Linked DNA regions of Mus musculus: regions 2, 3, 4, 5, 6 and 7 are each linked to region 1. The links are chromatin loops, found by intact Hi-C in ENCODE. Cell type or tissue: heart. All regions are shown on one strand. Region 1 holds the start of 4732465J04Rik (a long non-coding RNA gene). Region 2 holds the start of Mir3058 (microRNA 3058). Region 3 overlaps Gm33377 (a long non-coding RNA gene). Region 4 has its middle 9.5 kb from the start of Gm33336. Region 5 overlaps Gm33377 (a long non-coding RNA gene). Region 6 overlaps Gm33377 (a long non-coding RNA gene). Region 7 has its middle 7.5 kb from the start of Gm47708.

The links. Hi-C counts contacts between places; a loop is a spot of excess contacts. Peaks named below come from ENCODE experiments on the same cell type or tissue, not always from the same donor. Only the 100,000 strongest peaks of a DNase experiment are listed, where the experiment ranks them.
Region 2: it touches region 1 in a loop (4-fold over the local background); 11 of 42 quality-filtered maps call a loop at or near these places.
Region 3: a loop joins it to region 1, with 4 times the contacts of the local background. A loop is called at or near these places in 5 of 42 quality-filtered maps.
Region 4: a loop joins it to region 1, with 10 times the contacts of the local background. A loop is called at or near these places in 4 of 42 quality-filtered maps.
Region 5: it touches region 1 in a loop (3-fold over the local background); 5 of 42 quality-filtered maps call a loop at or near these places.
Region 6: a loop joins it to region 1, with 4 times the contacts of the local background. A loop is called at or near these places in 5 of 42 quality-filtered maps.
Region 7: it touches region 1 in a loop (1.9-fold over the local background); 2 of 42 quality-filtered maps call a loop at or near these places.

What each region holds. Positions count from the first base shown.
Region 1 is chr10:95,771,396-95,775,395 of GRCm38, reverse strand. It overlaps 4732465J04Rik (a long non-coding RNA gene), which reads right to left and starts at 2,263. Exons shown (of 5, transcript XR_380952.1): 1 at 2,189-2,263; 2 at 1,631-1,673. In heart, a CTCF peak has its summit at 1,574; DNase peaks (open chromatin) are centred at 1,075, 1,155, 1,705 and 2,335; H3K4me3 peaks cover 870 bases; H3K27ac peaks cover 997 bases.
Region 2 is chr10:95,555,386-95,559,385 of GRCm38, reverse strand. All of the region lies in intron 1 of Nudt4 (nudix (nucleoside diphosphate linked moiety X)-type motif 4), which reads left to right. It overlaps Mir3058 (microRNA 3058), which reads left to right and starts at 65; the gene lies at 65-155. In heart, CTCF peaks have their summits at 1,916 (motif pointing left) and 3,353; a DNase peak (open chromatin) is centred at 3,365; H3K27ac peaks cover 896 bases.
Region 3 is chr10:95,822,792-95,826,791 of GRCm38, reverse strand. All of the region lies in intron 1 of Gm33377 (a long non-coding RNA gene), which reads right to left. Gm33543 (predicted gene, 33543) reads left to right here. Exons shown (of 3, transcript NR_169127.1): 2 at 808-942; 3 at 1,579-2,819. Among named protein-coding and RNA genes, the nearest start is that of Gm33377, 7.5 kb to the right of the region's middle. In heart, no CTCF peak of the experiment used is centred here; no DNase peak of the experiment used is centred here.
Region 4 is chr10:95,639,745-95,643,744 of GRCm38, reverse strand. No RefSeq gene overlaps it. Among named protein-coding and RNA genes, the nearest start is that of Gm33336, 9.5 kb to the right of the region's middle. In heart, no CTCF peak of the experiment used is centred here; a DNase peak (open chromatin) is centred at 2,204.
Region 5 is chr10:95,828,880-95,832,879 of GRCm38, reverse strand. The region is part of intron 1 of Gm33377 (a long non-coding RNA gene); the gene reads right to left. All of the region lies in intron 1 of Gm33543 (predicted gene, 33543), which reads left to right. Among named protein-coding and RNA genes, the nearest start is that of Gm33543, 12 kb to the left of the region's middle. In heart, no CTCF peak of the experiment used is centred here; no DNase peak of the experiment used is centred here; H3K27me3 peaks cover 409 bases.
Region 6 is chr10:95,856,270-95,860,269 of GRCm38, reverse strand. The region is part of intron 3 of Gm33377 (a long non-coding RNA gene); the gene reads right to left. Among named protein-coding and RNA genes, the nearest start is that of Gm33543, 15 kb to the right of the region's middle. In heart, a CTCF peak has its summit at 1,887; no DNase peak of the experiment used is centred here.
Region 7 is chr10:95,720,861-95,724,860 of GRCm38, reverse strand. No RefSeq gene overlaps it. Among named protein-coding and RNA genes, the nearest start is that of Gm47708, 7.5 kb to the left of the region's middle. In heart, no CTCF peak of the experiment used is centred here; a DNase peak (open chromatin) is centred at 2,420; H3K27ac peaks cover 786 bases.

The DNA.
Region 1 (4,000 bases):
TCATGGTCGCCAGCTCCTAAATGTCAGTGGCTTTCTCTATCTAAGTTCTAGAGGCAAAGTATAGACACTGTTTTTTTTTTTTATATATATAAATTGACAAGAGTGTGGTATGTTCAGGTGGCTACTGTCCTTTTCAGAAGGGTAGGGAGCTGACAATACTGTCATCTCTTGAAGTGCATTTAGAACTTAGGTCAGAACAACACAGATGTGTTGTCCCAGAAGCCAGGGGTCCCTTGGAAATGTGTTGGATACGAGCGGGAATGCTCTGCTTTATTTCAATCCTCTGAGTCTCCTCCAGTGGAGGACACACGCTTATCTTCAGAGGTGTCAACAGCTCTGGACAGTGGGGACAGGACTGACAAAAGACAGCTAGTTTAAGAAATTGTTCTGTCATAACCCTGTGGCTCTCATCGCTCAGTTATCTGATCCATTTCGCTAAAGCTTGGTTTACACTCCGGGTCTACTCTAAAGCGAAGGGAGAGATCAGTAGAACAAACAAATGGGCTACATTAAACTCACTCCAGATTGTCCATGTAAGAGTCAAGTCTGAGGTCCTCCTTGTCTGCTCTGGCATGTTAACTCCTACACAGTATTTCGATGTGCTTTAAGGTTTTGCTCTTAGTAGTACCTGAAGGACTTGGGGAAGCTCAGTCTGGGACAGTGTCTGCTTCCAAACTTAATCTCCTCCAGCCTTAGGTTCCTTTCCTGAATTAACTGTGTGGCTCGCCAAGTTCCAAAAAATAAGGAGGCGTCCCTTTGAAAATTTTTTTAAATACTAAGCCTTAGCAAGTCTGCGTGCACCTTTGCGCACAACTTTTCTGGTCACATTCCGGGAAGACTGCTCCATGCAAGCTTGCAGTGTAGCAGTCAACACAGCAGGCGCCTTGCCTGAGCCCGGGCCACATTCATTGCCGGGCTTGTCATATGCTCTCTCGCTATTTATACTGCTTTGGGCCAGTTACTTGATCCTTAATAAAATTTGCCTCCAAGATGCCCTGCAGGGAAAATGACCTAGCTGGGGAGGGACCCTGTTCCAACTTCCTAACTGCTGATGCTCACCAAGTATCCTCTGAAAAGGTTGCAGGGGCTGGTGGGGGGGGGGGGAGGGGGAGAAGGTCTATGCCACTTCCTGGCATTTAATGGCACCAAGTGTTTTAGTGTAATATATTTATATCCCCTGTTCACGGCTGCCTTCCCTAAGTCAACCTCTCCCACATTGGCTCGGCTGTAGATGGCCCAGAGCAGTGTGGAAACTTGGCCTCATTCAAGGTCAGAACATTTGAGAAGAGGAGGGGTCACCCCAGTGATGATTTTTTTTTTTTTTTAACCAATCTTTCCTTTTTTTTTTTCTTCAGAAAGCAAGAATGGATCTATGGGGTGGAAATAATGAACCATTTATATCCCAAAATGAGACTGCCAGGAAAAACAAACACCAAAAGAGAACATTTTATCAGAGGGTTTACTGCCCAAGGCTAACGGGGTACAAGGTACTGAGTGTTCGGTGGCCTGGGCCAAGAGCTACAGTAAGTCATGCCTTTCCCTCCTGCCAGCCCGATCAGACTGCCTTAACCACCTGGTGGTGAAGAGCTTTAGCGTTGTCTAAGTGAGTATGGGCGGATACACCACATACTTGATAGCAACGTAGCGGCTGTTGCCACACTGGACAAGTGCGTCTGCGTAATAGTTGCGTAAGTCAGAGAGGCTCAGGCGGAGTACATCAGTGGGGGACCTGCTAACCTGTGGCTTATGTAACTAGGAGCCAGCCCTCCAGGGTGCTTCTGGTCGCCTTGGAAAGAATGTTCGGTCTTTGAACTTGGCCCGGGCTTCCAGCGGTTCTTTGCCCCAAAGGTGTGTGGAATGGCTCAGCTGTCAGCACCTGCTGGGGAGATAAAGGAGAGCACCCATAGCCTGATCCTCGTTGAGCACCAATACAGAGGAGGCTAGTGACAGGACCCAGATGGCCTCCCCCTCCCCACCCCACCCCACCAAACACCCTACGTGGATGGAGACCAAGGTCCCTTTATTTAAGGAGGCAGAATCCATAAGCCTGCTGCGATGGAAGACAAAGGTGAAAGGATTCCCTCTAAGCTAGGAACCTTAGCTATGACAGCACACTGTTGCATGGTCTGGGCATTGTGCTCTTCCCTGTGGACTGGAAATCTGGCACTCAGCTTTTCTCCTAGCTTACCTGGAGCAGGATAGTAAAGTAGGTCAAATTTGGGTCTGCTGCCCTCTCACCTCCAATCACCACACCGCTGCCCATGTCGAGACCTAGCTGTTTCCATCCGAGCTTCCAATCGTTCTTGCTCTGAACACCTGCTCGGCACCAGGTGTTGTGCCAAACACCAGGCAGTGAGCAGGCAGGACTTCCTTGGCACCGGGTGACCCCCTGTAGTGCCCTGGGCCTCTACCCATGTCTGTCAGGTTTGCCATGAATCCACGTGGCTCACACTATGTGACTCACACTACTAGTCACCAACTGTGGTTCTGTCCATCTCAGCCTTGGAGATAGGAGTCTTTGTTTTCATCATTACATATGAATGGATTATTCCTAGGAAACAATGGCAACTGTACATTGTTCCTGGGGGTTTCTGCAATCCTAGCACTTAGAGGATTTGAGGCAGGAGAATCGTGAATTCTAGGACAGCCTGAACTATGGAGTGGAAGCTTGCTGAAGAAGAAAAAGTGGATGGCCAGAAGAAATTATGTCTCCTACAGAATGGACCAGGACTCACTGGCCAGTTGGAGGTGGGAAATGGAGAGGAGGCCCCACAATGAGCAGAATAGTTCCATTCCCAGCAGAGATCAAGATACCTCCATCACATCCTCACGTATTGGTGACCTGAGTGTATAGTGGGTGAGAGAACACACTCTAGAGCTGGATTGACGAGGTAGGTTCGAGTCTCAGCATATTAGACTAAATGTTAAAAAGCACTTGATCTTTGTCTTAGTTAGGGTTTTACTGCTGTGAACAGACACCATGACCAAAGCAAGTCTTATAAAGGACAATATTTAATTGGGGCTGCCTTACAGGTTCAGAGGTTCAGTCCATTATCATCCAGGTGGGAGCAAGGCAGCGTCTAGGCAGGTATGGTACAGGCAGAGCTGAGAGTTCTACATTTTCATCTGAAAGCTGCTAGCAGAAGACTGGCTTCCAGGAAGCTAGGATGAGGGTCTTAAAACCCATACCTGCAGTGACACACTTACTCCAACAAGGCCATGCACACTCCAACAGGGCCACACCTTCTAATCGCGCCACTCCCTGGGCTAAGCATATACAAACGATAACCGTCTTCATTCCTTCATTTGTCTCTCATGAAAAGAAAGACAATGGAAATGTCTAATTGTATCTAAAAGGGTGTTTTAGGGATTAATATGCATTAATATGTGAGAGATCTCCATAAGATTGAGGTGCATAGTAAGCACTCTATAAGTACGGACTTTGGTTTTACACTAAAAGTCTATGCTTTTCTACTTTGCGGCCAGATTCTCACTGGAGTCTCTATTCAAAAACAGATGGCTCCTTAGCCAAGCTGCTGTTTCCTCATCCGTAGAGTGGGAAGTTGACCAAGGATGTTGGGGCAAAGTCAGGTGACCATGTTCTGGTCTCTGATCTCTTCTGAGCATGGGTAACTCATGTAACTTCTCTGTCTCCTGGAAAATAAACTTCGTTTCTCAGTCCCTCAGACCATTCAAATAATGCTAAGACTCCATGCCATGCTCTTGCTCATATCCTTGTAGATGGCTGCTTCACGACACATTCCTTTAGGCTGTCTTTAAATCAACTCACTGGGGTCCTTGGAGTGCACAATAGTATTTTTGTACTCAAAGATTACGCTTAGAATCTTCTAATTCATAATTGAAATTTTAAAACATTTGCACAATGACTGAAAATCATCTTACACGCTCTCATGCATACACCATTTGCACCTATAGATGTTCCATAGCATCCTAGGAAACTCCGGGTCCCTAAAATGCTTTCCATGATTGTTGTTCTATT
Region 2 (4,000 bases), 220 kb after region 1:
TAGGAAGAGCATGTGTCTAGCTACCATTTGTATGATTTGTCAGAGGGTGATTTCGGGATAATTCTCCAGCGTTGGAGTCAGCCACGGCTTACCTGGAAGATTGAATGTCTACTTGGCTTTCTTCCTGTCAGCCGTGGGTGCCTCTTGCTACTGGAAGAGCTCTGTGATGGTTCTGATTCGTTGCTTCAGTAATACCATGTGTTTATCAGCTAGCATGTTGACTGTGTTGTACACCCAGTAGATCCTATTTGTCTGCTTTGGGGTGTTAAATAATAGTACTTTTTGATAGGTTTCTCTGGGGAGAGTCTTTAGTGTTCATGGAGGGAGCTTGGGGTCAGCTGTCCAGTTTCTGAAGACAGTATAATTACAAGGAAGTGTTTGCTGTTGTGACTAGGTAAATGGCTTCATCCCCGCCACCCAGCCCCCTCCCCAGCCCCCCAGCCCTCCTCAGCTCACCACAGACACACACACACCCAAAATAAATCACGTTGACTTGATTTTAGAGTCTGCATGTGCAGAAGTTATTCATAGTCTAATTTACCCACCAACCTAGAGTTTAAAACAAAGGTATAATGAAACAGAAGATGAACTCCCACCTGCTGAGAAACAGTGACTCCTGCTCTCTCACCCAACTGTTCGGTCCCCCTCTTCAAAATTCTTACTTGCATATATGTATATGGACAGGAGAGGATGCTATGGAGGTCAGCGGACAACTTGTAGAATCCCTTTCTTTCCTTCCTTCTACCATGTGGGTACCAGCCTCAGGTATTCTGGCTTGTCAGCAAGTGACCTGTCCAGCTGAGCCATCTCATTACCCAAAGTCAGGTGGGTCTTTCTTTCTTTCTTTCTTTCTATCTTCCTTTCTTTCTTTCTTTCTTTCTTTCTTTCTTTCTTTCTTTCTTTCTTAACTTAAGATTATTTATATGAGTACACTGTCACACTCTTCAGACACACCAGAAGAGGACACCAGATCCCATTACAGATGGTTATAAACCACCATGTGGTTGCTGGGAGTTGAACTCAGGACCTCCGGAAGAGCAGTCAGTGCACTTAACTGAGCTATCTTGCCAGGGCCCTTTTCTTGCTTGTTGATAGCATCTTCCCCATAGCCCAGGCCGCCTCTGTTTTCTGCAGTGCTGGGATTACACTCAGGAGCCTTCAAGTCTGGCATCAATCTCAGTTTGTTTTAAAGGTGGATGTATATAGCCCAGTAGTACTTACTTAGCATGTGTGCCCAGCACTGAAAAAGCCTGATTTGTGATGGAAGAAGGGAAGGTGGAAGCTGGGCTCTGAGTGGCTCATATTTGAAGAGTACACTGAATTATATTAACTTTCCCCTGGCTTAACTTTTTTGCTTTTTCGAGACAGGGTTTCTCTGTGTAGCCCTGGCTGTCCTGGAACTCACTCTGTAGACCAGGCTGGCCTTGAATTCAGAAATCCGCCTGCCCCTGCCTTCCGAGTGCTGGGATTAAAGGTGTGTGTCACCACGAAAGGCCCTGGCTTACTTAACTTTTATGGTTGTGCATAAGGTCATAAGTTCAAGGCCAGCTTGGTCTACATAAGGCTCCAGGCTAGTTTGGTCTACACCCTGAGACCTTATGAATTCAGTGGCAGCACCACCTGCGGCTCCTGGCAGTGCACTCGCTTCAGTGGAAAGGACTGCAGGGTGGAGCCCTACTGTGACCACGGCCCTCATGCTGGGGCTTGAGCCCGGGTCTTGGGAAGGCCAGGCAGGAGTTATACTTCACACATTGCCTTTGCGATTCAAGATCTCACTAAGGCCTCAGTGATTATGAGGCTAAGGTGCCTCCAAGGTTAAGAGCACTAGGTATTTTTCAAGAGGTCCTGAGTTCAATTCCTAGCAAACACATGGTGGCTCATGACCATCTATAATGTGATCTGGTGCCCTCTTCTGGCCTGCAGGCATACATGCAGGCAGGCCACTGTACATAATAAGTACATCTCAAAACCAAGCAGAAACAAGGAACAAAACAACAGAACCTTCATTTAAAATTGCCCAAGGTGGCCTTGTGCTAACTCTGTAACTTAGACAGGCCTTGACTTTGTGGCCTTCTGCCTCCCTCCAGAGTATCTGCAATTGTAACCTGGGCCACTCCCCTCTTTCTTGGCTTGAACTGGAAAAAGATAAGTGAGTCCTTTATAAATATACCTTAGTAATTTTTTATTTGGGAGAACAGCACTCAGTAGGCTTTACCCAAAAAAAGATTTTTTAAGTGTTTGTGTGCACCAGTTGTGGTGGCACACGCCTTTAATACCGGCACTCGGGAGGCAGAGGCAGGCGGATTTCTGAGTTCGAGTACAGCCTGGTCTACAGAGTGAGTTCCAGGACAGCCAGAGCTACACAGAGAAACCCTGTCTTGAAAAAAAAAAAAAAAAAAGGAAGAAGTTTGTGTGCCGTGTCTATCCCTGTTATCCAGGGAGGCCAGAAGAGGGTTTGGGTCACCTTAAACTGGCATTGTACACAAGTTGTGAGGCACCATGTGGGCCCTGGGATTTGAACCCAGGTCCTCTGGAAGAGCAGTCGGCACTCTTCACTACTGAGCCCTCTCTCCAGCCCTCTACACCATTATTTTTGGTGTTTGAGTTTTTTGACATAGGGCTTCACCAATCCATGTTGACATCAAAAATCTTGATCCTGCCTCTACCTCCTAAGTGCTGGGACCACAAGAATGTGTCACCACACAGGCCTCTTGCTCTTTAGTCACCCTTGCCCTTCCCTCTAAAAGGTGGCTGTGCCCTCATTCCAACTTAATGGAATATTCAGGGTGAGTAGATGAGAGCTTAATAATACTTTAACTAGTCTCTATCTCCGCCATGGGGTTTATGTCATCTCTTAGCCTGGCGAAGCTGGTGGTTTGCCGCAGTTGCCTGCACCTGTAAGAGAATGAGAATAAGGGTAAGTTTAGTGATCCTTCCTCCACAGCGCTAGATTTTATTGCCGTGACAGGAGATGGATTATGAGGGTAGGGAGTTGGAAAGCGGGGCTGCGCGGGCTTAGTCTGAGTGGTGACCTTTTGTGTGGAGTACGTGGAAAGTTACACCTCTCACCCCCTCTGAAGTGCCGTAGATCTCTGTAATCTGCTCTGTGGCACTTGAAATGAGCACCTAAAATATGACTGGACTTGAGGTACAGGGTTTTGAATTTGTTTCTTAAGTAGCTGCCTGCCACCAGTGGCAGCTGTTCACATGTATGTCCCTGGTGCTCAGTAAACCAGGAAAGGTCAGAAAGTTAGCCCCAGGGTTCAGCACAGCGTGGAAGTGGCAAACCAAGGGCGTAGAGTTGTGGATGAGGAAGCATTTCCTGGCATGTACTAGATCACAGATCCGCCTTCCCAAGGGTGGGCGCTGTGGAGCACTCTACAGGAGACCCTGTCTCAGCTGAAACGGGCGGGGTGCAGAGAAGGGGCTGTGCCTGGGGTCGGGATGAATATGAGTGAAAATCCCGGGAAAGGCTCATCAGCCTCGATTCCTGGCGCCGATTTTAGTTTTTAGTGCTGAACACCAATGGTTTTGAGACGACGTCACTAAATGAGTCGATGGCCATCTGTGCCACTGTCCTGACCCATTATAAAAGCACAAGGAAGTCACTTAGCACAGGATTATGGAGCAAAAGTTTTATCCAGCCAATAATACCAGGTCACCTCTTAACTCTGACTAGAACAAGAGGCTAGTAACGGGTCAGAGCCAGGGGTTGTTGCTTCGCCTCCTTTTGGGTAACAACAGTGTTACTGAAGTGGGGTTTGCAATCTCTCTCTCTCTCTCTCTCTCTCTCTCTCTCTCTCTCTCTCTCTTTCTCTCTCAGACCAGGCCTCGAACTCAGATCTGCCTGCCTCTGCCTCCCGAGTGCTGGAATCAAAGGTGTGGGCCACCACTGCCTGGCACAACCTCGCTTCCTTTAAGGTAGAATTTGAACATAAAGACTCCTACCTACTCTTCAGAATTCTGGATTTAAATTTTATCCAACTTCTCAATACTATAT
Region 3 (4,000 bases), 51 kb before region 1:
CTGGTCACACTCTAGTATAGGCGAACCCCGAGGACACTGCAGTAAATGAAGTTAGCTGGTCACAAATAGACGGGCACTGTACGATTCCTTCTCTATGAACTGTCCAATGTCAGGTTCACAGAGAAGAGAAAGGAAGTATCGTGTGGTTACCAGATTCTTTGGGAAAGGCAAGTGGTTTAATCGGTTTAGTTTTAGATTTGAAGTATAAGAATGTTCTAGAAATCTGTTTCTTAATAGTGTGGGGGGGCATACACAATACCACTGATGCACCCCAAGCATGACCATACATTCCTGTAAGCCCAGCACTGGGGGGAGGGGGTGGGGGGTGCTGAGTACAGGGGCTGTGCATTCCCAGGCAGTCAAGGTTACACACCCCTATCTCAAAGCACAATGTAACAGCAAGAAAAAAACTGAAGATTTTATGTTGTATGTGTGTGTTATATCACAATTTAAAAAAAACAAAAACAACAAAGACTAAAAATGGTCTCCTTTTCTTTGTCTAGTAGATGAAAAAGCCAAGAAAGGGTAACTCTACATCCCAGGTTGTCAGTTCACAGACACAGAGTCAGGACCACAACGCTGTCAGACTTGACCCTCACTGTGGGGACAGCTACATTTTCTTTCTCTTCCTCTTCTCCCTACCTTCCTTTTCCCCCTCCCTCTCTCCTTCCTGCCTCCTCCCCTTCCCCTCCCCCCCCTCCCCCCCCCCCCCCCCCCCCCCGCTTTCTCTCTCTCTCTGGTGCTGAGGTAGAGAAAAAAGAGGAGGTGGCTGATTTACGGACAGTGACTTTCCATTGAACCCAAAAGGGATCAAGACTCTCCGGCTCACAAATGTTCCCAGTCCATGCCCTTCCTCCTGATCTCATCTGGATTATTCAGATCCACAGGAGCCCACAAGCCACCCTGGAAACCTTGAGCCACTCACAACTCCTGGAGTCTGAGGTAGGCCAGAGAGCAGACTAGAACAGCTCTTCTGTTTTCCCAGCTGTTCCCCCTGCAATTTAGAAATCCAGACAGTCCCAGCAGAAAACAAGAAAGGAAACATGGGGGCATAAATCAAAATGAACTTGGTGTGGGGTCTCTGGTCCCTCCTCCACACACGGGAAGGATATCTCCCTTCCCCTTAAGGACAGGCCCTTAGGCTCCCCATTCCAAATTCCATAAAGGAAACATCAGGAAAGGTTCAAGAAAAGCAGGGGTGAAAACCAGCCCTCTGTCCTTAACAGGGGTGATGTCCCTGGGTTGCCTTCTATTTTTCCATCAGAGATTTTTCTTCCACACACAGGGGAGGGAGTGGGGGGGGGGCGTGTTTAAAGATTCCTTATACAACCTCTGCAGGTTCGGGCTAGGGCTGTTGATGTAAATAGCTTAAGGATTCCAGAAATCTAGGGTGGTTCAAAGTACCCTGCTCCTCCCATATTGATGTAGCGACATCCTAATTGTCCCATAGCCCAAGAGCTTGGAAAGTGTTAGGAAAATCTCCCTGCATAGCTATGTCCCGTGACGAAGAACTAAATAAAACACTTGGCAAGGACATTTCTAAAGATCTTTCCGCTGAGAAATATTTTTTTTTTTCAGCAACCCATCAGAGGTTGAACCAGGATGCCTATAAAAAGCCTTCTGCGTTCCCCTACATACTCTTCATGAATCCTCAGGAAGAATGGAATAAGACAAGGGTCAGAGAGCTGGAGCCAGATACTGAAGATGCCAGGCTGGCTGGAGGCACTGGCGGCTGCACTTCCTCAGCCTGTCTCCTGTCTCTCTGGCTGGCATGGCCTCTGCCTATACTCCTTTAAGGGAATTGGTCATGCTCCTGGCTAGCCTCACCTGTGTGTCTACTACTTATTGCATAAAGGAAAGGTTATTTCCACGCTCAGTTTTCTAGACACTTACAAGCACGGATCTGTGAATCAGTTATGGCAGCAAAGAATAAGTGGGAGATTCATCTTAACACCTGAACTACCTGCCATTCCTGTCTCTGGGACTTGCCTGCCATGTAAAAGCCAATTCAGGAAACATCAAGAGCCTCAAGCTAACCCTACAAAGCAGGGGCCTCCCAGAGCTCACACCAACCATAAAAGGAGAGAAAGAGGCCAGCAGCCCTCACTAACTCTACATCTGTCACATGCGCAGGATTCAGAAGACATGAAGACTTCTATACATCCTCTCAACTTCTCCTCCACCAGGCATTCCCATTTCCAAATTTCCGGAATCCGGAAACTATATTCCAGCCTGTGGTGGTTTGAATATCCTTGGCCCATGGAAAGTGGCCCTATTGGGAGGTGTGATCTTATTGGAGGAGGTGTTACCTTGTTAGAGGAAGTGTGTCACTGTGGGGGTGGACTTTAGGGCTCCTATGCTCAAGTTCTGCCCAGTGTGGAATCAGAGCCTTCTGGCTGCCTGTGGAAGACAGTCTCCTCCTAGCAGTCTTTAGATCAAGATGTAAAACTCTTGGCTCTCTAGCACTCTCTAGTCTTCTGAGCAGGAGAGAAGAACGCACTGAAGGGCAGGGAAGACCTGGAAATGAACAACAGCTCTTTGAAGGAGATTAGGGAGTAAGATGGTTTGTATATGCTTGGCCCAGTGAGTGGGCCATATTAGAAGGTGTGGCTCTGTTGGAGTAGGTGTGGTACTGTGGGTGTGGGCTTCAAGACCCTCTTCCTAGTTGCCAGGAAGCCTGTATTCTGCTAGCAGCCTTCAGATGAAGATGTAGAACTCTCTCATCCTGCCTGGATGCTGCCATGCTTCCACCTTGAGGATAATGGACTGAACCCCTGAGCCTGTAAGCCAGCCCCAATTAAATGCTGTCATTTATAAGACTTGCCTTGGTCTTGGTGTTTGTTCACAGCAGTCAAACGCTAACTAAGACAGGGAGGGAGCACACAGGCAGGAGTAATTGATTGAGACTACTGATTGTTCCCTGGCTACTGGTTTAGAGGTGAAGAAGAAATTGTATACATACTACATTATCCTCTTTATGAAACTGGGGCTGAAAAGGTCAACTTGGTTCTTTAATCAATATATTTCGTTTCCATAACATATATGCAGTCTTGTACAGATAAGAAGTCATACACTATTATGGATTAGAATGGACTCCAGAGTCCCTTCTGCTCTTTAATGCTTATAAACAAAACAGAGCAGCCAGGAAGGTGAAATAAGTGATACAGGAATCAGTTGTGACATCACTTTGCTCTGAGCACTGGGCTGGTTGCTTTATCTTCAAGACCTCTGAACCCAAACCTTTACAAACAGCTGCTCACCTAACATCGCCACTTAGGTGTGCAATGACATCTCATCCGTCCCAAACCAAGCTCCCCAAGTCACATCCCAGCCTCAGTCTTTCTCACTCTGGACAATGAATGGCAACTTCAGTCTTCCAGTCTCTCAGCTAAGACCTTGGGGTCATATTCGACTCTTCTATCTCATCCTAAACCAATCTAGCAAGATACTGTCTTGATTCTACCTGGAGAATGGAAGGCAGAATGGTAATGCTTCTCGCCTCTATAAAGCCACCATCCTGGTCCTGACCACATGCATGTCTCATTGGGAATGTATAGGTAAGGAAATCTGTTCTTACCACAGTATCTAATGGATCTTTTGAACATGTCAAATAGTGTCATCTCATGGCTCAAAATTACCAACAGTCTACCATTTTATACAGAATAAGAGCTCAAGTCCTTTCCCACTGTGACACTTGTAACCCATCTGGATCCTCTTCTTTCCCAGATACCATCTGAAAATACCCCTCCCCCTGCTGCCGTAGTCTACCAGCCTCCCGGCTTTCTCTCAAACACATCCCCACCTCAAGTGCTTCTTTAAGTTAGGACTGTGATCATAGCTGTGACCCCACCTTGCTGAGAATGGTAGTCAACGTACAACGAATGTGTGGGGTATTTCTAAGCCTAATCTTTTCCATTTCGGAAGATCAACGAGTTGATTTTTATACCGGGTCTGCTTTTCATCCGGAGGCCATATTTTAGCTTTTGAACTGTGTACCTGA
Region 4 (4,000 bases), 130 kb after region 1:
ATTTGAAGATATATTTAGTCACTGGAGAAATCTTATAACTTGAGTGTATATATTTTATATATACTACATATAATATACATATTATTGACTTTTCAGTATAAGTTTTATAAAATATAAGTATAAATGAAATTTGGAGGTTTTGTTTTGAGACAAGATCTCATGTATACAAGCTGGGCCCTTGAATTTCTGATCCCCCTTATCTGCCTTCTAAATACTGGATTTGTAAGTGTGAGCAGCCACACCAATTGTCAGTTTTGTTGTTTGTTTGTTTTACAGATAAGGACTCACGCTGTGGTCCAAGCTAACCTCACACTCATAGCAATTCTCCTGCCTCAGCCTCCCAAGTGTTGGGCTTACAAGTGTGAGCTATTTGTTTTATGTCACATCAGGAATGGGAGCCAGGACTTCAGGTACACTAAGCAAGCACTCTGCCAAAGGGGGCCAGGAACCCAGCTCTTCCGGAAGTCCTTCCTGAAAGCTTAGTCTCCAGCTGGGAGGTGTAGCAGAAAGAACTTGAGGAGTTCAAGTGTAACCTGGGTGTGGACGACCTACCTGTTCAAATGATAATGCTCTGCTCTTGTCAGGTTAAATAAAATCATTAAAAGTAAAGTCTCTTTCGTTTTCCCTTTTGAAGTTCCTGCTATCACTCACAATATTTCTACTAGATTTCCTGCTCTAACGCCGCATGAAATGCTCTAACTCAGTTTCCCCTACTGGCTGGCTCTATGACTTTAAGTGACTTAGTTAGTTTCTCTAAATGTGTATTAGCTCATCTGTAAGCTGAAGAAAACACTACTATTTCCTGAATATGGTTTTACACAGAACAAGGGTTCTTGTTGCTTTTAGTTTTTTGTTTGGTTGGTTGTTGGTTTGTTTGTAAACACTTAGGCAAGCGCCTGTTTCACAGTAGTTTATTATTGTTCGCTTTAAGTAATGCCAGGGTTAAAGGTGAAACTTGCCTAACATTCATGAGGCCTGGGTTCAATCCTCTGAACTACAAATAAATAAACTATAAAATGAAAAGAAATGAAAGTTGCTACATTGCCAACATGGAAAAATAAGAATCTGAGGGGTGGTCAGCCTTCTGCCATATTTTTCTGGACTTGTATATTTATTTAAATTTTTAAATTATATTTTTTAACTAAGAAATGTTTTTGTTTAAGGAGATGAAATTACTTAAAACACAGGCATTTCTGAAAAATCCAGAACAGGGGTTTCCCAAAAACAGTGAAGATAAATATCTCAAAAAGGCCATGCTCGATCCATTTGGTTTCAACTTGGAAGAGTAAAGTTTTATTTACAACTAGGTTTCCAGGGGCCAGTACTAAAACAATTTCTAAATTAGGAAACATTCTGGAATTCTGTTCCCAGAAGATAATGTGTCCTCACCTATATCTCCTGCCAAGTCCAACACACACACACACTCTCTCTCTCTCTCTCTCTCTCTCTCTCTCTCACTCACACACACACACACACCCCATATATACATACACACATAAACACCACACACACACACACACACACCAAGGCTTAAACTTCTTTCACTGGCAACTTCTTTCACCCAATAAATTTTTATCAGACCTTAGCTATACAAGTGTATAAAATAGGTACACATATCAAACATTTACTGATATAAAGTCATACCTTTATTTTAAAATAATTCTTTGATACACATAAGTTTATCATTTCCTCAAGATGAAAGTAAATTTGCATGCTGATAAAATGAATGTTTATTTTTACAGAATGATTTAAATTTTGGCTGCATACTTTATATTGCAGAACAAAGAACATCTTGACATTCTTCTGAGCTGATAGAAATTTTCACTGCATAATCACTGATACCTCTTCATACAAACGTATAGTACAAAATGACATACTGTATTCTGCAAAAAGCCACTGCAAAAATTGTTGGAAATGTTTTACTCCCAAGCCAAAGCCCACTTAATGACTGCTTACAAAATTCAAGTCAGCAATTTAAACAGCAATTCCACTCTAACACAATACAACCCACAGACAGACAGGCGGATTTGATACATGCTAAAGAGTAGTGGCAGGAATAAAGGAGACTTTTTCTATAATTAAACCATTATGTTTCTATGAGAGCAAAAAAGAAAATGTGTGTGCGGTGAAAATACTGTACTTCAGAGCATACAGTAGTCTCAGAGCTGGGCCAAGGTATTAAAATAGCTAGGTTGGCACTGAGAGTCGGGACGGCATGCACAGTGCACAGGAGCATGCCGTGGTCATAGCCAGCTGCATTGAAGTCATTTGATACAACACTGGCAGCCCTACAAGAAAGGTCTAAGATTCAGTATGCATTTGATGTGGAGCTAATTTGCAGTTGTTACATGGTCAGAAACCTTTACTTTTACCAAATTTTACATAAACCTTACATCCAGTTACATAATTCAAAGTGCAGGTGCAACCCACAATTTAAGAAAGTGATATATGCACTATATGCAGAGTGCATGTGAGAGTGTGTGCACGTGTGAGTGTATGTGCATATCTATACATATATTCAGAGTGTGTGGTAGTATGTGCATGTACATACACATATACAATGTGTGTGTATATACATGCATATTACAGCATGTATGTGACTGTATCACATACACATACACAGAGTGTGTGTGCATATACCTACACATATAGAGTGTGTATGTGCATATACATACACATATACAGAATATGTGTGTGTGCATATAATGTATATATAATGTGTATGTGTGCATATACATACACATAAACAAAATGTATGTGAGAGTATTGTGTACATAAACATACACATACACAGAGTGCCTTTCAGTGGTAATGGCTCCATGCAGCGGCAGATCCTCGCTGATGCAGTGACCAAGACGAGGATCTGAGGGCACTTTTCATTGCCATCTCCGTCGCTATCTCCCTACAATACTCTGAGAACCAGGAATGCATATCCCTGACTTGCTTGTCTCTCTGCTTGGGGGACATGCAGAGCTGAAGAACAGTAATGTGATGACTGTAACTGACCTCAGGCCCTGCACAAGACTACACTTTAGATCAACAAGGTCTCTGGCACCAAGAAGCCATCCCAGTGTTCTGAGGCCGGGTACATGCCCACTCTCCCAAACAAAAAGAAAACTATCACTCAAAAAAAAACAGCACAATTTACCCAATAATTCAAATACTTGAATATTCCTATAACCATTAAGGAGATTGAACTCATAATTTTAGAACACCCAAAAAGCAAGTCCCAAGCTAGGATGGAGAATTCTACCAAGTGCTTAACGCAGTCTTCCACGGGCTTTTCCCCAGGGATCAAGAAGGGAACAAATAGCCTGTGGGTTGGCCTAACTTCGTCCCTTTGAATTCCTACAACTGTCTTCTTTCCTTTCTAGAGCATCAAGCTGACCAAGTCGATGTCCCCACTAAGGAAGCTGAACAAGCTACTACCTCACTTAGGATACTAACCAGTCACTCCTTCCTACCACATTCCTTCCGTACACACACACACACACACACACACACACACACACACACACACAGAGCTCTCTTGTTACAGTCTCGTTGAAACCCAAAGTAGGTGAAGGCCCTTCCCTTGTGTGCTTCAGCTCTTTCTATTTTCACTAATTCTTTTGAGACAAAGTGTCACCACGTTGTCCAGACTGGCCTTCAGCTGCTGTGGTGAAAACTTCCTATCTCAGTCTCTTGAGTACCTGGGACTGGAGAGCCACACCAGCCGGCAGCTATCTGTATGTTTTTGCTGTGGTACTTATTGTAATTTTCATTAATTATTTGTAGTGATATGGCTAAGCCCCTCCCACCCATCTAAGTACAAACTCTCTAAGGACCGGAAGCTAGAGTGTCTTATTCACGCTCCATCTCTGGCTGAGAGCCCAGACCCATGGGTCTATACATCATTCAATCAATAGTCATTGAATGCGTCAATCAAGAATTTCCAAGGAAGGAAAATCAATACAGTGTGTGTGATCTCAAATCAAGATATGTAGCCCCAAACCAGCGA
Region 5 (4,000 bases), 57 kb before region 1:
CAGTCCAATGGCTGGCTGCTAACATCTGCCTCTGTATTTGTAAGGCTCTGGCAGGGCCTCTCAGAAGACAGACATATCAGGCTCCTTTCTGCAGGCACTTCTTGGCATCCACAATAGTGTCTGGGTTTGGTAACTGTGTATGGGATGAATCCGCAGGTGGGACAGCCTCTGGGTGGCCTTTCCTTTAGTCTCTGCTCTATACTTTATCTCCATATTTGCTCCTGTGAGTATTTTGTTCTCCTTCTAAGAAGGACCGAAACAACTACACTTTGGTCTTCCTTCTAATTGAGCTTCATGTGGTCTGTGAATTGTATCCTGGTTATCTGGAGCTTTTGGGCTAGTATCCACTTATCAGCAAGTGCATACCATGTGTGTTCTTTTGCAATTGGTTACCTTACTCAGGATGACATTTTCTAGCTCCATCTATTTGCCTAAGAATTTCATGAATTCATCGTTTTTAATAGCTGAGTAGCTCCATTGTTTAAATGTACCACATATTCTGTATCCATTCCTCTGTTGAAAGACAGCTGGGTTCTTTCCATATTCTGGCTATTATAAATAAGGCTGCTATGAACATAATGGAGCATGTGTCCTTATTACACGTTGGAGCATGCCCAGGGTATATGCCCAGGAGTGGTATAGCTGGGTCCTCAGGTAGTACTATATCCAATTTTCTGAGGAACTGTCAAACTGATTTGCAGAGTGGTTGTACCAGCTTGCAATCCCACCAGCAATGGAGGAGTGTTCCTCTTTCTCCACATCCTCGCCAGCATCTGCTGTCACCTGAGTTTTTTATTTTAGACATTCTGACTGGTGTGAGGTGGAATCTCAGGGTTGTTTTGATTTGCATTTCCCTGATGACTAAGGATGCTGAACAATTTTTAGGTGCTTCTCAGCCATTTGATATTCCTCAGTTGAAAATTCTTTGTTTAGCACTGTACCCCATTTTTTAATAGGGTTGTTTGGTTGTCTGGAGCCTAACTTCTTGAATTCTTGGTAGGCACACATTTAAGAATAATCACTGTTAGTAAGAATCCCATGAGAATAACCTTGGACTACTCTAAGGTGGTTTGAGCAAGCTTGGCCCATGGGAAGTGGCACTATTAGGAGGTGTGGCCTTGTGGGAGCAGGTGTGTTCTTGTTGGAGGAAGAGTGTCACTATGGGGTGGCCTTTGAGGTCCTATGCTCAAACTCTGCCCAGTATGGAAGAGAGTTCCCTCCTACCTGTCTGTAGAAGACAGTATTGATCCTGACTGCATTCAGATCAAGATGTAGAACTCTTGGCTCCTCTAGCACCATGTCTGCCTGCAGCCTGCCATGCTTCCCACCATGATGATAATGGACCAAACCTCTGCAATTGTAAGCCAGCCCCAGTTAAATGCTTGCCTTTATCAGAATTGCTGTAATCACAGTGTCTCTTCACAGCAATGAAACCCTAACTAAGACACACTCCCATCAATTCCACAGCTAAATTCAAGACTTAGAGAAAGACAGTCACTGCTGCTTAAATTCACATGGAGTGTCAAGCAATAGCAAGAGTGGAGGAGACAAAGGGATGGCTTTTGATGGAGAATGATAGCAAGGACTCAGGCATCCCAGACTTGATGCTTTTCCTCTGCTTTCCCATTTGGCCAATTTCCCATTTTCCCTGCGAGCCGGGAGCGAACATAGATTGCATTTGCTGTACTGGTTATTTTAAGAACCCTTGCTTGTTACCTTATCACGTTTGATTCCCAGTTTCCAGAGGTGTCAAGTTTTCACAGTGAACGCACATTGCACTTCCCTCACTGAGAAACTGATAAATACCTGTCATTGAGTCAGTATATTATCCAAAGTGAATGGTGCCTTGAGCTAGCTTAATCCTGATCTGTCACCTGTTCAATGAGGACACAGAAAAGTTAAGATAAGACCTTGATTAGTCTCCTAAGTATTCATGTGTTGCCAATCTTTTCTTTGAGGGGAAGACTGGGTCTTTCACTGGCCTATAATTAATTCATCATGTAGGTGAGGCTGCCTGGCCCGTAAGACCTAGGAATCTTTTTGTCTCCCTACCATACCCAACTTTTATGTTTTATGTTTTAAAACAAATTACTTATTGTGTGTGCCACCACATAAATGTGTGGGCAGCCTAGGGGAGTGAGCGATCATTTACCAGGTGAGTGCTAGAGTTGAACTCCAGTTATCAGTCTTGGAGCAGTGGACTGACTTGTTGAGATATCTCATCAACCCCCAGGGTTTTTTTTTTAATTTGTTTTTTTTTAAAGATTTTATTTATTATTATATGTAAGTACACTGTAGCTGTCTTTACATTGTGAGCCACCATGTGGTTGCTGGGATTTGAACTCAGGACCTTCGGAAGAGCAACCACTGCTCTTACTCTCTGAGCCATCTCACCAGCCCTATTTATTTATTTTTTTAATGTAGGTTCTATCAAAGGATTGAATTTAGATCCTCATGCTTGCAAGGCAAGCTCTTTGCTAACTAAGGCGCCTCTCTAACCTCAATCAGTTGATTTTTTAAGCTAACATTTGCATTTTCAAAGTTTCAAATGTGACTTTGAAACCAACTGGTTCTTGTTGACTCAAATCTTGATTCGATGCAAAATGAATAAAACTTAAATAAGAAAAAGTCTCTCCATTTTTTTTCTGTCAAGTTTCCAGAAATTCTAGTTGACACACTAGACTGTAAATACTCCATCTCAGTTACATGTTTAATTGATTAAATAGTCTCTATTTCCAAGTGCACTTATAAATGTGCTATATTCAGGTTGCTATATTCAGATGTTCAACAGGACAAATTTATAACCAAAACAAGCAAAAACTTTTCTAGTATTTAAAAAGCTCTTGCTGTAATCTTAATCAAATAAACCCTAGACCACCAGAGAAGCAAATCTCTTAAATAGTCTAGCTTTGCTTACAGACTTTATCAAAATTTTTGTAACCTTCTAACTTAACCACCCACGGTTAAAATAAGTTTCATATTTTATACTGACATAAAGACAATCTCCTGGAGTCAGAACAAGCCAGGCCCTCTTGAAATAGCACATACTGGCCCTTTTCAGTGCAGCTTAATTTGGGTAGATGGAATTCAGCAGCCATTGGCCTAGGCTGAATTCAACTAATCTCTCTGTTGTCTGCTTGATTTCTGCATTCTTTTCATTTGTCCAGCTCCATCCACAAAAGACCCCATCTGTCTGGAAACCATCAGCCTTTCTTTGGCCTAAATTGAGCTGAATAGAAGTTATCCCTCAAAGTTGGCATGCTACCTTCTGAAGATCCCTTTGGAATGCATGTATCTGCCTTGGATGGAAATCACATTACCTAGCAATCTTACCATAAACATAAACACACACTGGTTTGGCACCACCACCATAAACACACACAGCTTTGGCTTCCTCAAGGGAGGGACAGTAAGGTAACAGGTTATTATGTGATGAATTCAATGCCTTTTAGAAGCTTTTTTTTCCTTCTCTCTCTCTCTCTCTCTTTTTAGATATTTGCTTAGAATGCTCTGTAGAAGGAACACTGGGCTTTTTGTAAGCCAGTTTGGAAGGCTTGCCTCCAAGGCAGTTACAAACTTAAGACATTGCTAGGAGAAATTCTATTGTATAAAGACAGTTTTGCTGGAAGAGGTTCACTGAGCATTTATTTGGTCCAATCTCATGCTATATACAAAGCAGGAGTGCAGGGACAAGAAAGTTCTATTTCTTCCTCTGTGCTCTAGTTACGAAGCAAGTTAGACTTCAATTAAGATACACAGAGTGGCACTCCTCCATCCTTGCCCCCAGATAGACTGCATATGAGAGAACCATGCAGAATGAGGAGAGGTGACATATCTGAAGAGAGAGGACATGAGGGCAAATATATGGGGCAGAGGCAGAGGGATTGTCAGAGAAGCCCCATCTGAGGAGTAATGAGAACACAGAACACAGCAGGGAGCATTGGTTCCGAAGAAAGGCCAAGTGCTTCACTCTCCAAACAGGAGAAGGAGAAGGGGAGGC
Region 6 (4,000 bases), 85 kb before region 1:
GGGACCTCACAAACTATCTGAATAGACCGGAGAAGCTGATGAGGAGTCACGATGCTATGAGTCTTTGTCCACATGTTTCAGTGGAAAACATCTGAACGGTCACACTCAGTTAACAGAGATCAGTAACTGCCCATATGCTAGAGCAAAGAAAGTCACCTGCAAGGTGACTGGTTCATCATACTGTCACCACTGAGTCCTCTCAACACATCGAGTTACCCTGTGGTTCCTACAAGTTTCCTTAGACAGAACAAGTCCTATTGTTACATTATAATAAATAAGAGCACAGGTTAGCTCGTTAATTCTCAGCATGGTTTCCAAGTAGCATCATCAGCCCCATCAGAGAACTTTTTAGAAGTACAATTCTGTGTCCCAACAGGCAGTGCTAAGGAGAGTGCCCAGGAAACTGCTTTAACAAGTCTTTTGAGGGATTCTGATGCACACTAACAACATCCTTGCTTTATTTCCTGGCTTTGTAGGAACTCATCAATGCCACGTTCCTTCTGTGGTTGACTTATTTGGCTTAGCACAGTGTGAAGACTCAAGTGTGGTGCATCTCAGTTATGGATTATCCTTTCTATGGGGCTGGAGAGATGGCTCAGTTAAGAGCACCGACTGCTTTTCCAGAGATCCTGAGTTCAATTCCCAGCAATTACGTGGTGGCTCACAACCATCTGTAATTGGATCTGGTGCCCTCTTCTGGTGTGTCTGAAGACAGCTACAGTGTACTCATATAAATAAAATAAATAAGTGGATAATAATAATAATAAAACAATATCCTTCCTTTATAAGGCTGCTTTTTGTCCCAGGTTATAAATGTATTGTGGTTTTGTTCTGCCTTATCTGTTCATGGACACAGAGTCCTTACACTTTCGGGCAATCATGAGTAGTTTTGCTACAAACACAAGTGTATATATACATCTTTCTGTGAATCCTTGCCTACAATTCATTTTAATACAAAGCAAATTTCTGGTAGTCTACTACCCTTGACACCCCATCTTTATTAGAGAAGCCACTCTCTCTAGCCCCTTCTGTAAGGCAGTGTGGCCTCCCTGGAATCCTAGAGAATGCTGTAGGATTTTCTTACATCCTTTGAAAACGTCGGCGTGAAGGCCCACTCTTTCCCAAAGACACACATTTGCCTCTCTTGCCCTGCATCCCATTTGTTTATAGAGCATGATTTTTTTTTTCTGACCCATCTGCAAAAATGTGAAGTACTCATATAGAAAATGTTATTTTTTTTTCCATCCTGTGGGTGACAGGGACCTAAGAACAAAGGAGGATTACAGGGCAGACTGTCTGCTATCATAGCTTAGTCGTCTGCTACTTGTTTCCAACCAAACACACAGTATCATTAGCTCTGCCCTTGGCTTCAACTTAATCTATTTTGACTACGAATATTGTCTTCTTCGGAAGCTCTACAATTTCCTGAAGAGACTGCAAATCAGCATTCTTGCCTAGAGCCATACGTGGTCGTTAGCTTTCCTCTGCTTGAAAGGCAGACAAAGGCAGCATATCATTGTGAGCGGCAAGGTTTTATTTTATCTTATTATTATTTTATTTAGTGTCTGCCTCCCAGCTGAACTACAAGGTAAGGTATCTAGATGCTGAACGTTTATCAGATGTGCTTAATTTTCCCAATAGGCCCTGGAGACAGGAAGAAAACAAGATAACAGGCTCTAACTAGCAGCAGTTGGGATATTCAGACTTTGAAAGTTTTAGCCTGTATGATATACAGTGGCAAGGCAGTAAGATACTACACTCATCTGTCACTCAAAAATTCTCTGAGATGAGACTGCTTAATGAAAAAAGTTATTTCTGTGAGGGCTGCAAAAAAATGGGGTTTTACAACAGCTTTTTTCCAAACTTGTTAAGAGTTGACACGTGTATTTCCTCTAGGAGGCAGTGTTGTGTAGTGGAGATGTGGTCTTTCAAACCAGCTCTGTGACCTTGAGGAACTTGTATCTGTCTCTCTGTCTCTCTGTCTCTGTCTCTCTCTCTCCTTCCTTCCTTTCTTTCTTCTTTTATTCATTCATTCTTTTAAAAAAAATTACAGGATTTCATGTAACGCAGATTCATCTCACACTTGCTATGCAGCTAAGGAAGGCCCAGAACTTCTGACTCCCATCTCCACTCTGAGTGTTGGGATTAATGATTTCTACCACCATGCCAATTCCACAGTGCTGGACATCAGACTCAAAGCACTAAACTTGCTAGGCAAGCAATTTACCAACTGAGCTCCAGCCCAGCCCCTGAATTGTTTTGTTCTGAGATAAGTTTGCACTGTGTAGCCAGGCTAACGTTGACATCTCATTATCTCAGCTGCCCGAATTTTGGGGTTATTGGCATGTGCCACCATGGGGCTTATACAACGTTCTTCACACTTGACTCGATTTTTTAATAGGACATGCACTAAAAAGCTATTCTGAAATGTTAGGTTTCTAAGCAACTTTTCTGTTCCCTTAATATTGAGCCAGCCCTTCCCTTTAAAACCTTTGTCTTTGTTCCCAACATCCTTTGCCTCCACGATGGACAGGGAGACCACGGTCCAGTTCTCAGGTGTCCGTGGCATATAATCCCAGTGGTTTTTCTGTATTGCTTTCACCAACTCCACAAAATCCAGAAAATTTGGCAAATCCCCCTGTGTAACGACTGTTTCAACTTCCCATCGTCTCAGGCTTGTGTTATATCTGACAATAAGCCAGGCTATGAGCAACACAGTGACAACTTGCTGGGCAGGATAGGAACTGGAGCAGAGTGAGAAAGATTTAAGTGAGGGCTGCTTTTGGTGAGTAGCCAGCTCATTATGACACGTTTTGCTCCTGATACCTCTTGTAAGTTGAACAGTCGGAGAGCGAAGCCTCTCTTTCTCCTGAAATGGTTGAGCCCATGCTGTGTACTCAGTAGAGAGCTGTGTGAGCAACACACACCTTGGTTGTCATTCAATAGTTTCATTATCTACATAGAAAGACCACATGTTCACAAAAGTACTGAAGGTACAAAAGCATGTGACAATAAACAAGAAAATAGCATTATGTGTGTATTTATATGTACTTATAAATGTGTGCCATTAACTCTCTATAAGTTCTGCACCCAGCACTATAAAATATATGTTATATATATTTATTATATATAATATTATATATGCATAGTCTGAGCTGAGATTGGTGATGCTTTTAATCCCAGCACTCAGTAAACAGAAGCAAGTAGATCTCTCTGGTTCCAAGCCCAGCCAAAGTCACACAGTAAGACTCCCTGCTCTTCTTTCTATATATAGATATATAATATTTATTACACATAATCTGTACTGACATGTCATTTTTTCCCAAACAATAAGCTTAACAACTGCTTATGCAACATTTATATTGGGTTGGCGATTATATATAACCTAAACACGAGTCAAGGCATATGGGAGGATGCATCATTTAATTAAAGGTACCATTTTATATCAATGGATAATGGACAGAGGCTAAGAGAACTGTTCTTGAATTGGTTCCCTCTTTCCTTCAATTACAGCCTTAACTAAAGAATAAATTAATCTACTTCTCTCCAATCTACCCGTACTTATGCAATTCATCTGTCTTTTGTCATTAGAATCTTTCAGCACCCATAGAACTTTGTCTTTTGATGTGTCCCAGCACCAGTAACAGGGACTGTCACTTGGTAGGTGATCAGTAAGCGTTTGTTTGTGAATACATGGTGTGGTAGTTTGGAACAGATAGGAACAGTTCCCATAGGAGCATATTTGAATGTTTGACCCCAGTTGATGGAAAGATCAGGAGGTTTGGCCATGTTGGAGGAGGTGTGTCACTAGGGATGGCCTAAGGCCACACCAGGCTCAGGTGCTCTCTCTCTCTCTCTCTCTCTCTCTCTCTCTCTCTCTGCCAGTTTTCTATGGATCAGGATGTAAAGCACTCAACTACTACCCCAACACCGCACCTGTGTGCTTCCCACTGTGATGGCCATGGATTCTTACTACCTTCTTAAATCAAGAACATTTTTA
Region 7 (4,000 bases), 51 kb after region 1:
GGTCCCAGCTAGGTTTTTTTCAAGGTTTGTTTGTTATAAGAGCAAGCAAGCCCGACCCTGACTTGCCCAGCTTCTTGTCTGGTGGTGTAGTCTCTCTTTCTAGAGAGCTCTCCAGGTCATGGTGAGTTTTTTCCCCCATTAAGCCCTCACCAGTGATCACGCTGATGCTGGTAACACGTCTGTGAACACCAACTATTAGCTAAATTAATTTCCTGTGTTAATAAAACTACTAGTCTCAAGTACTTCATCACAGGTATCCAAAACTGACTAATGCACTAAGTCTTCCAACCTGTGGGGTTCAACTTCTAAGACATCTATGCAGCTCTTACAAGGAATGCTATACAGTCACGGACAGTATCCAAGATCCATTGAAGATTTAATTTCCATACATAAATATGCAAATACTCTTCAAATTATTTATAATGATTAATAAAATATAATTAGTAAATTAAAGATTTATCATTTGTATGCATATTAGCAAAATAACTCTTCATTTAAAACATTAACAAATTAAACTTGTCAATATTTGTTTCTTGATTAACAAGTTCTAAAATTCCGGTTTCTTTTAGTGAAGAACTCTAGGACTTAATATATACCTGTCTGCTCTACACTTGGATGCTTTTTGCTGTATGTTTATACGTATCTATTTTGCTAGATTTAGCCATTCTAAAAAGGCAGTGGAATGTTAACACATAATAGTACTCAAGGTGCCCCACTAACAAGATGCCAGGAATCTTGTCTAAGTCAAACATTTGAGAGAATTGGCATCTACTTACTTGCTGGCATTGGTTAGGAAGGACCGAAGCTGGCTTGCCAGGATGCACAGAGTTCAGTGAGAGACTTAAACACAAATAAAGTCCATAGAATGGGGAGCTGCAGTGGCCAGGTTAAAAAAAAATCCATGGTGATCCCCACAATCCTAACGCTTCTAAGGGGCACTCACTAAATTCACAGTTATCTTGTATATGCAATAAATGTAGCTCTTTTGTGAGTGGCCAATGAGATGGAGAGCCATTATTAGGCATGCAATCCAGGACTTCTGTTAAATAAATATGTGTACATGTCTCACAAGACACCTAGCTCTTCTTGATGGCAAGATGAAACTTCAAAGCGCATCCCTCAGTCATAGAATTGTTTTAAACAGTTTTAAAAAATTTAATTGTAGCCAATTCCTTATGCCAAAAGCCAATTCAATATTTAATTTGGCACAACCATCTCTAGCCATTATGAAGAACCTTCCTGACATTTGTAGAATATTGTTTTTGCCCTCTTCTTTATGTGGGGAAACAGAGGCAGAGGTGGGTGACTTGTTTCAGGGGTGTTATATCAAGTCCATGCTAAGATACAAATAGAACTCATTTGTCCAGATGCATGGGTGAATCCTATCCCTCAAGGACCTCCAAAGGTGTCTTAATATTGACCTGTCACCATCTCTCTTCTTCCACATACCCATTCTTGTCTTTTTTAGTTGGCACAGTGTTAGAGACCATACCATGAGAAAGTGAGCCTTTCATAATCTCCCACCCTGACAAGCCAAATGGTATTGTGCTAGGAGCTGGTCATGACTCCCTTCTCCCTGTTCCCTTCCTGGCACCTGAGGCTATAAAAGCTGAATTATAGTCCCCTCTTTCTTATCTCTTCCTGACTCCTATGACATCCAAGGACATGAGTTATGCCTGAGCCTGGCCTGACACCCAAGGCTGTTAAGGAGGATCTATGTTCCGGAGATAAGACGCAGAGTGCCCACCGCCTGGCGCCTGACTTCAGCCCTCATGTCAGCAGATGCCCACCTCTTTGTTCTTTGTTAATTCTCCCTCCACCCCTCCCTATTCCCTTGGATGTATTCTTTAAAACCTGGCGTCTCAGCCTAATAAACGGAGACCTTGATAGGAGAAATCTACTTGGTCTTCTGCTCTTCTTTCTCTCCCATCCCATTTTCTCCCAGGTTTGCGGTCCCCCTCGCACCCACGAATAACTGAGTCCCTCGGGACGGGATAGCACAGTGTGCCCACACTTTCTCCTATCCTCACCTTGGCTCCACTGATTGGTTACTCAGGGGGTCGCGGTAGGGAGTAGCCTCTCTGGGGAGGAAGATGGGGAAATAGTACAGAATTAGAGGAAATGTCATAGCCAGACATTCAGGAATGCACTGTGGAGATGGCCTAGAAGTTTCCTGGGAAGAGAATGTCCTTTCCCCTCCTGCCTCAGCACCTCACCACCAATCTGAAAATTCTGAGACAGCCTGGGAAAGCCAGCTCCCACGGTCACCTGCAGCTCTCCAGGCTGCTTAATAATTCACAAGGCAGAATATGCAATGAGCACCCTGCGGGTGTCACATGCCAAGTGAGTGGTATGGAATCAGAGGCAAAAAAGGTCTGGGTTGTGTCCCCAGAGAGACCACAGTTGGCTGCGTGAGAGTCCCAGAACAGGAAATGCAACAGCAGCCAGCACGCTGGCCCCAGAGTTCACTGAGCTCCAGGCTTACTTTCGCTGGGCAGCCTGGGCAAGTCAGACTCTTGGGGTTTCCATCTGTAAAGCAGATGCGGCAGTAAGATAGGAGTGGAAGCCGGGGCCACAGCTTCCACGCCGAGACCTCTGTAATAACGCAACCCAGATGTGTGTTGTGATAGTCTAGGCACTGTTTGGGCTTGTTTGACCTTCTCCAGACCATTTTAAGTGGATGCAACTGTCATTGTCATTATACTCCTGGGGACAGTGCTCAGGTAGGTACCTTGTCCTGGATTCCCAGAAAGGCAAGTCAAAGCCTGGCTCAAACCACTTGACCCTGCCATTCAAAATTCTGTGACCTGGGGAAAACTTCTCATTCATCTGGGTCAGTGTTCTGCTTGTTTATTTTGAAATCATTCTTCACTCTGTCCTGTCATCTCTGCAGACTACAATCCCCTGGCTCCTTGCCATTGTGTGTGTGGTGAGTTCATGTCTCAATGGGAGACAGTAGGTAATCTTGGTGGCTTCAAAGAGGGAAATGTTAGGGTGTTTCAGTAACTCTGGAGGGGCCTTGTGTCCTATAGGCTCCAGTCTCTGTTGTTAGCCTCCGTGTCTCAACTCATATAGCATCAACATCTCTGTCTCTCCAAACCGGTAATGGCTTCCACTGCCGCCCATCCCTGGGCTGATTTGTATTTATTTACTCTTTGCTTGTTCTGCCCCTTACACTGGTGTAATTGGACCCTGATTATTAGCTTTCCTTTGGTGGGGCTGGAGGGATCACTCCATCTGTAGAGACCTTGCCCTGCAAGGATGACGGTCTGAAGGATCTGAATTCAGTCCACAGAACCCATATTTTTAAAAAGCCAGGTACTAGGGCTGGAGAGATGGCTCAGCAATTAAGAGCACATACCACTCACAGAGATTCAGAGTTCAGTTCTCAGCACCTACATTGGATGGCTTTCATCTGCCTGTTACTTTGGCTTCAGGGGATCTGACAACCTCTTCTGACCTCCATGGGCACCTACAATCATATGTGCATGAGCACATAATACATCACACACACACACACACATACACACACACACACACATTCTCTCAACTACTAGTAGTGGCATCAATTTTCCTGATGGATCTATGACTCTGTGCTGTGTCTGCTAATAAAATAAAAGGCATTAGGCATACATCAGAAGCTTGCTGCAAAACTAAGCAAGCTAATATAGCTTCAAATGCTTGGAACAGAACCATGTACACAATAAATGCAAATGTCTAAGGACTCACAGCCAAGGCATCAGATTAGAGTCCTTCTCAGGCCCTCGGGATGGAGATCCCTCAAGCCTGATGGATAACTCAGGAAAATTAGGTAAAGAGAAGACAGAAGGAAAAGGTGCTGTCACTCAGGAGACAAAGGCGGGGCATTGGATTCAGTGCTGGAGACAGGGCAGAAGGCAGCCTTCAAAATGATGCTCTGTCTATGATTGAGCCATCGCTCATTGCCAGTTACAGAAGATCAGCTGCAAGTGTGGGATCTGGCTAGACAGCCTGCGTTCAA